Regions from separate parts of the Homo sapiens genome. Here region 2 is linked to region 1. A link is an interaction called in ENCODE POLR2A ChIA-PET data of the cell type or tissue named here. Cell type or tissue: HepG2. All regions are shown on one strand. Each heading gives the region's core, and the rest is flanking DNA. Links, peaks and the distances in the headings are about the cores only.

What was found. Peaks named below come from ENCODE experiments on the same cell type or tissue, not always from the same donor. Only the 100,000 strongest peaks of a DNase experiment are listed, where the experiment ranks them.
Region 2: POLR2A ChIA-PET joins it to region 1 with 10 read pairs; 2 of 35 experiments call an interaction of 5 or more read pairs at or near these places.

What each region holds. Positions count from the first base shown.
Region 1 is chr19:7,867,426-7,872,977 of GRCh38, forward strand. PRR36 (proline rich 36) reads right to left here. Exons shown (of 6, transcript NM_001190467.2): 4 at 5,424-5,536; 5 at 2,290-5,331; 6 at 1,294-2,119. The coding sequence ends at 1,608. Among named protein-coding and RNA genes, the nearest start is that of PRR36, 4.2 kb to the right of the region's middle. RefSeq lists enhancers at 1,417-2,178, 2,678-2,972 and a silencer at 1,593-2,532. In HepG2, for the core only: a CTCF peak has its summit at 1,898; DNase peaks (open chromatin) are centred at 1,476, 2,796, 3,426, 4,846 and 3 weaker places; H3K4me3 peaks cover 2,523 bases.
Region 2 is chr19:8,151,630-8,157,181 of GRCh38, forward strand. No RefSeq gene overlaps it. Among named protein-coding and RNA genes, the nearest start is that of FBN3, 4.8 kb to the left of the region's middle. RefSeq lists silencers at 2,461-2,510, 2,631-2,680. In HepG2, for the core only: a CTCF peak has its summit at 2,560 (motif pointing left); a DNase peak (open chromatin) is centred at 3,392; H3K27me3 peaks cover 713 bases.

The DNA of each region.
Region 1 (5,552 bases), core at 373-5,372:
CTGTGAAGATGTTTGGGAATCTGATAAGGACGCCTGAGGAAGGGGTTAGGGCAAGGATGCCATGGGGGTGGGATGCACCAAGTGGCACTTGTGTAAGGACACTTGGAGACAGGGTGCAGTGTGAGGACTCCCCCATCTCCCACCTAGACCTGGGAGAGGCCACTTCTTCCTGCAATCCCCTACCAGGGCAGTTGGCCCGGGACCCTGCACCAGCCGAAGGGCCATGGGAAGGGGTCCCCCATCCTTGCCTCAGTGCCCTCCAATCTTCCCACCTGTTCCCCAGGAGTGCTAGTTCCCCGCATCGAGTTTGAAAAGTGTGTCAGGCCAGGCGCGGTGGCTCACGCCTGTAATCCCAGGACTTTGGGAGGCTGAGGGCAGATCACCTGAGGTCAGGAGTTCAAGACTAGCCTAGCCAACATGGTGAAACCGTGTCTCTACTAAAAATACAAAAATTAGCCGGGTGTGGTGGCGCGCACCTGTAATCCCAGCTACTCGAAAGACTGAGGCAGGAGAATTGCTTGAACCCGGGAGGCAGAGGTTGCAGTGAGCCGAGATAGCACTATTGCACTCCAGCCTGTGCAAAGAGAGCAAAATTCTGTCTCAAAATAATAAAAAAACAGGCCAGGCGCGGTGGCTTATGCCTGTAATCCCAGCGCTTTGGGAGGCCAAGGGGGTTAGATTACGAGGTCAAGAGATCCAGACCACCCTGGCCAACATGGTGAAACCCTGTCTCTACTAAAAATACAAAAATTAGTTGGGCGTGGTGGCATGTGCCTGTAGTCCCAACTACTTGGGAGGCTGAGGCAGGAGAATCGCTTGAACCCGGGAGGTGAAGGTTGCAGTGAGCCGAGATCGCGCCATTGCACTCCAGCCTGGCGACAAAGGGAGACTCCGTCAAAAAAAAAAAAAAAAAAAAAAAAAGAATTAGAATAGAATAGAAAAGGGTTCCAGTCGCTCCTTCACCTCGGCCACGCACTGACTCATCCACTCGGGCGCACAGCCCCTGCCAGGCCCCTCCTGCACCGAACGTTTCCACCAGAAGTCGGATACCAAGAAGCCCAAGTTCACACACGTGGATGGGTGCGCGGCACCAGATGGCCGGGACTCGGCATGGCCCCGCCCTAGCCCCACCTGGCCTGCCCCTTCTCTCCCAGAAGAGGAAAACCGCACTTTATCCAGAGCTCCAACCGGTTCGAGCACAGCCGCCAGCAAGGCCTTATCTGGCCTGGCCCCCCGCGCCGCTCAGCCTGCTGGAGGCCCCCAGCCCCAGTCCTCTCTGTGACAGCGAAGGTGTGCAAGTCCCAGTGTCCCAGTTTTATTGCAAACTCAGGCTGTGCGGGGTGGGCAATACACTGCACACGGGGCGGGACTCGGGGAAACGGGGCGTGTCCTAGGCCAAAGGGGCGGAGCTCGAGGGGCGGGCCTAGGTCAAAGCTGTGGGTAGGTCCCGAGCCTCCGAGGCCAAAGGCTCAGGCTCTAGGGAGCTAAGACTAATCCACCCAGCGGGGCTCCAGGGCAGTGGAGGCGGGGTCTAAAACAAACGGCGTACCCGGAGGGGCGGATCCTAAGGCAGGGGTGGGGTGTAGCAGGCGGGGCTGTGGTCTGGCTCAGTGGAAGGTCTCCACCTCCACCACGGTCCAGTCACCCTGCGGGGAGGCCACGTCGTCCGGAGAGAAGCTGGTGACCGAGGTGATGCTGGCACGGGACTCGTCCAGGGGAGACAGTAGTTCGGCCCAGCGGCCGAGTTCGGCGTCGCTGAGTGCAGCCCGGGCGCCCCCTGTGACGCCACCACCCTCCGCACCTCCTGGGCCCCCGCCGCTGCCGCCCGCGGCACCCTCGGCAGCCGCCAGCAGCAGCGTCCGGCTCAGCAGGTGCTGCACGACGCTCGCCTGCAGCGCCCCCAGTGGCAGCTCGCCCAGGCGCGCCTGCTTCGGGCTCCGCGAGGACGCCCCGGCCCCGGCCCCAGCCGCCGCCTTCCCACCGCTCGTGCCGGGACTGGGCCCCGGATCCAGTGCGCCAGGGGCGGGGGTCGCCGACTCGGGCCCTTCAGTCTCGTAGATGGTGCACAGACCGTCAGCAGAGCCCGGTCCGGTAGCGGGAGGCCACGGCAGGGGCGCACCTGCGGGGAGAGACGCCAGGTGGGCCGTGGGGGTGATAAGCCCCGCCCCTGCCTCAAGGTCCCGCCTCCTTGTCTAAGCTCCGCCCCGGACCCAGCTGTCCCGCCCCTGAGCTGCGAAGCCTCGCCTCCGACCCCGCCCACAGCCAGGCCGGGTCTGGGGTGCCCCTTACCTGGGGCTCCGCGGAAAGCCAGCGGCGGAGCGGGGCCTCGACTCCAGGCAGCCGGGTGGCAAGCGGCGAGCTCTGCGTCGGGGGGCGGGGAGGCTGCGGCACCGCCCTCGGGCCCGCTGTCGTAGCCACGCAGCTCCTCTGGCGTGCTCGTGGCGCTGCTGCTGTGGCCGGCCAGGTCTGGGCCGCTCAGCGTGCTGGACGGGCTGCGCGAGGGCGGCGGCGGCGGGCCGGGGGCCAACGCCAGGGTCAGCCGTGGGCCCGAGACGGAGGTATCCGGACCCGGGGTCGGGGGGCGGCGTGGGGCCTGCAGGGTGGGTGAGGCAGGGGGAGAGGGAGGGACCTGCAGAAGGGGCGCTGCCAGAACAGGTGGGGCCTGTGGAGGAGGCGTGGCCAAAGGAGACATTGGGAGTGAGGCAGAGGGTGAGAAAGGGGCCTGCCCAGGGAATGAGGCAGGCGGAGAGGGAAGGGCCTGCAGAGGAGGTGTGGCCAGAGCAGGTGGGGCCTGTGGAGGGGGCTTAGCCAAAGGAGACATTGGGAGTGAGGCAGGGGGAGAGGGCGGGACCTGCAGAGGAGGAGCGGCAAGAAGGGGTGGGACCCGTGGAGGGGGCGTGGCCGAAGGAGACATTGGGGGAGAGGCAGGGGGAGAGGGTGGGACCTGCAGAGGAGGCGCAGCGAGAGGGGGTGGGGCCTGTGGAGGGGGCGTGGCTGAAGGAGACATTGGGGGAGAGGCAGGGGGAGAGGGTGGGACCTGCAGAGGAGGTGCGGCTAGAGAGGGTGGGGCCTGTGAAGGGGGCGTGGCCGAAGGAGACACTGGGGGTGAGGCAGGGGGAGAGAAAGGGGCCTGCACTGGGGGTGAGGGAGGGGGAGAGAAAGGGGCCTGCAGAAGGTGCACTGCCAGAGCATTTGGGGCCTGTGGAGAGGGTGTGGCCAAAGGAGACAGAGGGGGTGAGGCAGGGGGAGAGGGAGGGGCCTGCAGAGGAGGCAAGGCCAGGGCAGGTGGGGCCTGTGGAGGGGGCGTGGCCAAAGGAGACAGAGGGGGAGAGGGCAGGCCCTGCAAAGGGGGTGAGGCCAGAGCAGGTGGGGCCTGTGGAGGAGGCGTGGCTATGGAAGAGGGCGTCTCCGGAGGGGGCGTGGTCAATGGCGAAGGTGGTGCTTGCAGAGGGCATGGGGCTGGACAAGGTGGAGTCTCCAGATGGGGTGTGGTCAGGGGAGCAGAAGCTGTCTGCAGAGGAGGCGGGGCTAGAGAAGGTAGGTTCTCCAGAGGGGGTGTGGTCAGGGGAGCAGAAGCTGTCTGCAGAGGAGGCGGGGCTAGAGAAGGTAGGTTCTCCAGAGGGGGTGTGGTCAGGGAAGCAGGAGGTGTCTGCAGAGAGGGTGGGGCTAGGGAAGATTGGGTCTCCAGAGGGGGCATGATCAGGGAAGAGAGAGGTGCCTGAGGAGAGTGGGAGGCCAGAGAAGATAGCGCCTGCAGAGGGTGTATGGTCAGGGGTGAGCTTAGGGGTGAGACAGCAGGAGAGAGAGAAGTCTGCAGAGGGGGTGAGGCAGGAAGGGAAAGAGGGGCCTGCAGAGGGGGTGAATCAGGGGGAGTAGAGGCCGGCCGAGAAGGTGAGATCAAAGAAGCTTGGGTTTGCCTAGGGGACATTGTCAGGAAAGAATGTGTGGCCTGCAGAGTGGGTGAGCCCAAAGAAGTTGTGGCCTGCAGAGAGGACAAAGCCAGAGGAGAGGGAGGTGCCTGCAGAGACGGTGAGGTCAGAGAATGTGGGACCTGTATTGGGGGAATGGTCTGGAGAGAGGGCGGGGCCTGCATAGGGGGCGTAGTCATAGAAGGTGGGGCCTGTGGGTGGGGCGGAGCCTGCAGAGGCGGTGAGGCCAAAAGAGAGGGAGAAACTAGAGGAGGATCCTGCAGAGAGACTGTGGTCAAAGGAGAGGGAGAGGCCTGCAGAGGCAATGTGGCCAGAAGAGGAGAGTCCTGCAGAGGAAGAGTGGCCAGAGTGTGGGGCGTGGCCTGGAGAGAGGGCGGAGACGGGGAAGGACTGGCCTGCGGAGGGGGCGTGGTCAGAGCAGAAAGGCCTGGCTGAGGGAGTGCGGCCAGGGGAAAAGCCGAATTCCCCAGAGATGTTGCCGGAGAAACAGGGCCTTGTAGAGGAGACATGGCTGACAGAGGAGGTGTGGCCAAGGGAGAGAGGAGAGTCGGAAGAGAGGGCAACGCTGGATTAGCTTGGGTGGGGGGCATACTCTGCAGAGGGGATGAAACTGATGGAGAGACTGAAGCCACAAAAGCGGCTGTGGCCAGGGAAGAGACGCCTGCTTCTGGAAAGGACATAATCAGCTGTGTGGGTGGAACTTGCGAGGGGGGCGTGGCTGGTGGAGAGGGGAGGGTCTGCAGAGAAGGTGGAGCAGAGGGAGAAGGAGGGGCTAGAGGAAGGGGCGTGGCCAACTGACAGGTAAGGCTCGACGAGTGGGGCGTGGCCGGCAGGGTGGGCGGGGCCTGACTTTGGAGAGCGGCTGGCGGAGGGGGCGTTACCGGTGGAGAGGGAGGGAGCGTGGCTGGCAGGGGAGTGGCTGCATTGTCGGGAGGCGGTACGGGTCTTGCCTTGGTACCCGATGGAGAGGGTGTGGCCAAAGGAGAGGAAGAAAGCGGTCCTAGTGCTGGGGCTGCGTCCTTCCTTGGGGGTGTGACCTGAGGGGGTCGCAGAGCCTGCAGTCCTTTCGGCTTGGGCTGCGAGGGATGCGCAGGAGCCCTGGGTGTTCCGCGGGCTGAGGGCCCAGAACGGGCTGGGGAGGAGAGAGGGGTGGCGCTGGAGCTCAGGGAGCGCGAGGCCGGCCTCTGGAGACCCCCACCGGCGCTGGGCCGCCTCCTGGCAGCCGGGCTTGGCTCGGTGGTACTGTGCTCCGAGGCGCTGCTCACTGATTTCCGGGGGCCCTCTGTCGGGGGCCGTGGCCGGGCACTCGGAGCTGGCCGGGGGAGCCCCACCTCGGTGCCCGCAGCCCGGGACCGACGGGCCATGGCCGGGGACGGGGTTCCTGGGGTAGGCCCGGAAGTGTCTGGAGAAAAAGTAGAAGGCCAAGGGTCACCGATACCTCTGAGGCGGCTCCCCTTGCTGCCCAGGAACCCCACTCTTCTCCAGGTCACGTACCTCTCCGTGCCCCAGCGCTGAGGGCACTCCTTTTGGGAGCCTCTGTAGCTTTTCCTCTGGCCACAGTTTCCTCCGCTGAGATCCGGAGTCCCTTCTGGCCAAGAGGGCCTGGCCTGGAGACAGAAGGGG
Region 2 (5,552 bases), core at 351-5,350, 280 kb after region 1:
CAGGGGGGTGGGGTTCCTGTTGGAGGGTGGGCCCAGGGGCTATTGTGGACAAACCAGTTTCCCCGGCCACCTTGGACACCTCTTTCCAGGCTCCTCTGCCAAGGTCCACCCAGATTTGTTCTGCAACAAATGAATCTTACATGGGCACGGGGACAAGCACCGGGTGCCCTAGAAGCAGCCCAGCATAGGTGCAAAAGGTGGGGAGAGATTGTCCCATCCCAGGGACACTGCACAGCCACTGTTGCCATGGCTAAGTCTGGAGGAGGGCTTTCCTGGAAGAACTGTGGGCCAGGGAGCGACTCAGTCCTAGAAGTCTCCCTACCTGCCCTCCAGAAGAGAGGGGAGAAGGAAGCCGGAGGGTGTGGCAAGACCAGGATGTGGAGCTGTTGGAAGTCACCGCAACTGAAGTGCTCGAAAACGGCAGATAGTGGGCATTGGTTGTTCACAGCCCCCAACCCAAGCTACTGTCCACACCGCGTGCTGTAGTTTCAGACTTCCCATGGTGCCACCCTGGTCTGTTATGTTATTGCCAGTTATTGATGTGGTATCACAGACAGTGTCACCCCCCACTGTACCCTTATTACATCACACTGTTAAGAAGGGACATTTAGGCTGGGCATGGTGGCTCACGCCTGTAATCCCAACGCTTTGGGAGGCCGAGTTGGGCATATCACGAGGTCAGGAGATCAAGACCATCCTGGCTAACACAGTGAAACCCCATCTCTACTAAAAATATAAAAAATTGCTGGGCGCGGTGGGTCACACCTGTAATCCCAGCACTTTGGGAGGCTGAGGCGGGCGGATCACGAGCTCAGGAGATCAAAACCATCCTGGCTAACATGGTGAAACCCCGTCTCTACTAAAAATACAAAAAATTAGCTGGGCATGGTGGTGGGCGCCTGCAGTTCCAGCTACTCGGGAGGCTGAGGCAGGAGAATGGTGTGAACCCGGGAGGCAGAGCTTGCAGTGAGCCGAGATGGTGCCACTGCACTCCAGTATGGGCGACAGAGCGAGACTCCATCTCAAAAAAAAAATAAATAAAATAAAAATAAATAAAAAAATTAGCCAGGCACGGGGGCACACACCTGTAGTTCCAGGTACTTGGGAGGCTGAGGCAGGAGAATCGCTTGAACCTGGGAGGCAGAGGCTGCAATGAGCCAAGATCACGCCACTGCGCTCTAGCCTAGGCGACAGAGCGAGACTCCATCTCAAAAAAAAAAAAAGAAGGGACATTTAGGCTTTAAATCCTACCGCATATCACAGTCCCCCCACCCAGGACTGTACAAAACACATGCATGGTCTCTCCGTCAAAACTGCATCATCAGCCAGGCGCTGTGCCTCACGCCTGTAATGTCAACACTTTGGGAAGCCAAGGTGGAGGATCCTTTGAGGCCAAGAGTTCAAGGCAAGCCTGGGCAACATAGCAAGACCCCATCTCTACAAAAAAATAGAAAAATTAGCTGGGCATGGTGGCATGTACCTGTAGTCCCAGCTACTTGGGAGGCTGAGGTGGGAGGAGTGCTTGAACCCAGGAGTTTGAGGCTGCAGTGAGCTATGATGTTGCCACTGGACTCCAGCCTGGATAACAGATCATGAACCTGTCTCTAAATATGTATGTATATCATCATCATCACCATGTTCCTATTCTACAGTCACTTGTCCCTATGACCCTGTCTCATTGTCACCTGTCCATGTGACACCCTGCTCTTTTCTGGTTGCTCCGCTACCTGGGACATGCATGTCTCCTGTCACCTTTACACCTTCACCTTTCTGCTGTGACACAGTCCCCGGCTCATGGTCATACCATTACCCAGAATGTCAGGGTTCTTAACATCACAATTCACTGGCATCAGCAACAACCGGGCTCAGCAGAAAGAGTGACCAAGCGTGGTGGTGCCGCAGCCAACCACATTCACACACATCACATGCAGATCGGGCCCCAGGAAGACACCATTCATTACCATCTGGCACCCTAAGCCCTGATGCTGCTCAGTGATCCGAGATGCTGGCACCAGTTCCCCCCACCCTCAGTAAAATGAGGTCCATGGGGGCTCCAATGGGGATCTGGTGTTTTAAAGTTTTTGTTTTTGTTTTTTTGACAGAATCTTGCTCTGTCGCCCAGGCTGGAGTGCAGTGGTGCAATCTCAGCTCACTGCAACCGCCTCCCAGGTTCAAGCCATTCTCCTGCCTCAGCCTCCCAAGTAGCTGGGACTACAGGCACACATCACCATCTAGTTTTTTTTTTTTCTTTTTCTTTTTCCTTTTTTTTTTTTTTTTTTTTTTTTTAGATGGAGTCTTGCTCTGTCTCCCAGGCTGGAGTGCAGTGGTGCCATCTCGGCTCACTGCAACCTCCACCTCCCAGTTTAAGTGATTCTCCTGTTTTAGCCTCCTGAGTAGCTGGGATTACAGGTGCCTGCCACCACGTCTGGCTAATTTTGTATTTTTAGTAGAGATGGGGTTTCACCACATTGGCCAGTCTGGTCTTGAACTCCAGACCTCAGGTGATCCACCTGCCTCGGTCCCAAACTGTGGGGATTACAAGTGTGAGCCACCGCGCCTGACCCCTAGTGGATGTTCTCTTTTTTTGGTTTTTGTCCTCCCCGGACCGCCCCCGCCCCGAGATGCAGTCTTGCTCTGTCACCCAGGCTGGAGTGCAGTGGTGGGATCTTGGCTCACTGCAACCTCCTCCTCCTGGGTTCAAGGAATTCTCCTGCCTCAGCCTCCTAAGTAGCTGGGATTACAGGCGTGTGCCACCACACCCGGCTATTTTTTTTTTTTTTTTTTTGTATTTTTAGTAGAGATGGGGTTTCACCATGTTGGTCAGGCTGGTCTCGAATTCCTGACCTCATGATATGTCCGCCTTGGCCTCCCAAAGTGCTGGGATTACAGGTGTGAGCCACTGCACCTGGCCCCTAGTGGGTTTTAAAATTACAGTGTCACCTGTTGCTGTCACCTGTTGCCTTCCCATCATTCCCAGTTCCTGTGACGTTGTCACCTGTTGCTGTCACATTGTCACACTATTAATGTCCCCCAGAACTGTCCCCCCCCGCTGCTGCCACTGTCATCCCGTTAAGGTCACTGTGAGTCACGCCAGCCCCACCCTCCGTTTGACTTTCTGAGCAGCCATGGAGCCCCCCCTCATAGGCGGGACTTGACTGTGTGCACCCAGAGCCAGCAGACCCCAGATGTTCATTAGCATGAGCTCGAGGAAGGCATGGAGACAGGAGTGGGCAGGGTGTGCCCAGGAGCACAGGGTCAAGGCTGGGGACAAGGAGATGGGAGGAGGGACGGGGAGATGCCTGCAGTCTATGGTGTGTGGAGTGCGCTGGGCCAGCCTAGGCCAGGGTGGCTTGGGGACAGAGCCCTCTTTGTATAAGCACAGGAAGCAGCTGGGAGTCAAAGCATTGCATACAACGCCAGGAGTTTGGCCACGTGCCCAGGAATGAGGCTTGGAGCGGGGAGGGAAGCCGCAGAGGACCCAGGAAAGCTCTGAGGAAGAGATCAAGCTGGATCCTCACAAGAGACCCTGAAGACAGGCTCTGATATCATCCCATTACACAGATGAGGAAACTGAGGCACAGAGCCACCACATCGCCCACTGGGACCCCACCACCAGGAAAGAATACAGGCAAATCTGAACCCAGGCCACAAAGCTGGAACCTTCCCCGTGGCCTTGGGCCCCCAGCCACACCCTCACCCCATTGCCTTGATGTTCTAGCTGGGGGACCTGTCTAGGGTCCATATACAATATATTATTTCTCTTTCTAATAAACACACATGTTTGCACCTTTATACATTGTTCTGTATTTGCCCTATTTCCTCTTTGTAAAAATAATTAAAAACAAACAAACAAACAAAAAAACAGGGTCTCCCTCTGTCACCCAGGCTAAAGTGCAGTGGGGAAGATAACAGCTCACTGCAGCCTCGAATTGGGCTTAAGCAATCCTCCCACCTCAGCCTCCAGAGTAGCTAGGACTACAGGCACATACTACCTGTCTAATTTAAAAAAATTTTTTTTTTTAGAGATAGAGTCTCACTATGTTGCCCAGGCTGGTCTCGAACTCTGGGATCAAGTGATCCTCCCAACTCATCCTCCCAAAGTGCTGAGATTACAGGCATGAGCCGTCACACCTGGCCTCTTTCTCTTTCTTTCTTTCTTTCTTTCTTTCTTTCTTTCTTTTTTTTTCTTTTTTTGTTCAGACAGAGTCTCGCTCTGTCGCCCAGGCTGGAGTGCAGTGGTACACTCTCAGCTCACTGCAACCTCCACCTCCCAAGTTTAAGCGATTCTCCTGCCTCAGCCTCCTGAGTAGCTGGGAGTACAGGCGCCCACCCCACACCCTAATTTTTGTAGTTTTAGTAGAGACGGGGTTTCACCATATTGGCCAGGCTGGTCTCGAACTCCTGACCATGTGATCTGCCCGCCTCCGCCTCCCAAAGTGCTGGGATTACAGGCGTGAGCCACGGTGCCTGGCCTCTTTCTCTTTCTAATAAACACAAATGTTAGCACCTTTGTATCTTGTTCTGTATTTGCTTTTTCTCATCTTTGTAAAAAAAATATATTTTTTTCTTGCAAACTAAATCAATCCCTCTCAATTACCATCTTCTTTTTACTGTTTTCTTTTACTGAGATCAATTTCACACAACATAGCACTTACTATGTTCAAGTGTACAATTCAGTAGCGTTCAGTACACGCAGTATGTGCAGCCACCCCCTCTATCTAGTTCCAAAACGTACTCATCACCCCAGAATGAAATCCTGTCCCCATTAGCAGTTGCTCCCCATTCCCCATACCCCAGTCCCTGGCAAACACTAATCCACTTTCTATTCTCTGTGGATTTGCCTGTTCCGGACATTGCACGTATTTATTTTATTTTATTTTATTTTATTTTATTTTATTTTATTTTATTTTGAGATGAAGTCTCCCTCTGTCACCCAGGCTGGAGTGCGGTAGTATGATCTTGGCTTACTGCAACCTCCACCTCCCAGGTTCGAATGTTTCCCTGCCTCAGCCTTCCGAGTAGCAGGGATTACAGGTGCACACGGCACCGCGTCTGGCTATTTTTTTTTTTTTTGGTATTTTTAGTAGAAACGGGATTTCATCATGTTAGCCAGGCTGGTCTTGAACTCTTGGCCTCAAGTGATCCATCTGCCTTGACCTCCCAAAGTGCTGGGATTACAGGCATGAGCCACCGTGCCTGGCCTAGACGTTTCACGTAAATGGAATCACACACTAGGTGGCCCTTTATTTTATTTTACTTTTTTTTTTTTTTTTTTTTGTGACAGAGTTTCTCTCTGTCACCCAGGCTGCAGTGCAGTGGCGCGATCTCGGCTCACTGCAACTTCCGCCTCCCCTGTTCAAGCAGTTCCCCTGCCTCAGCCTCCCAAGTAGCTGGGACTACAGGCACACGCCACCACACCTGGCAATTTTTTTTTTTTTTTTTTGTATTTTAATAGAGACGGGGTTTCACCATGTTGGCCAAGATGGTCTCTATCTCCTGACCTCATGATCTGCCTGCCTCGGTCTCCGAAAGTGGTGGGATCACAGGCGTGA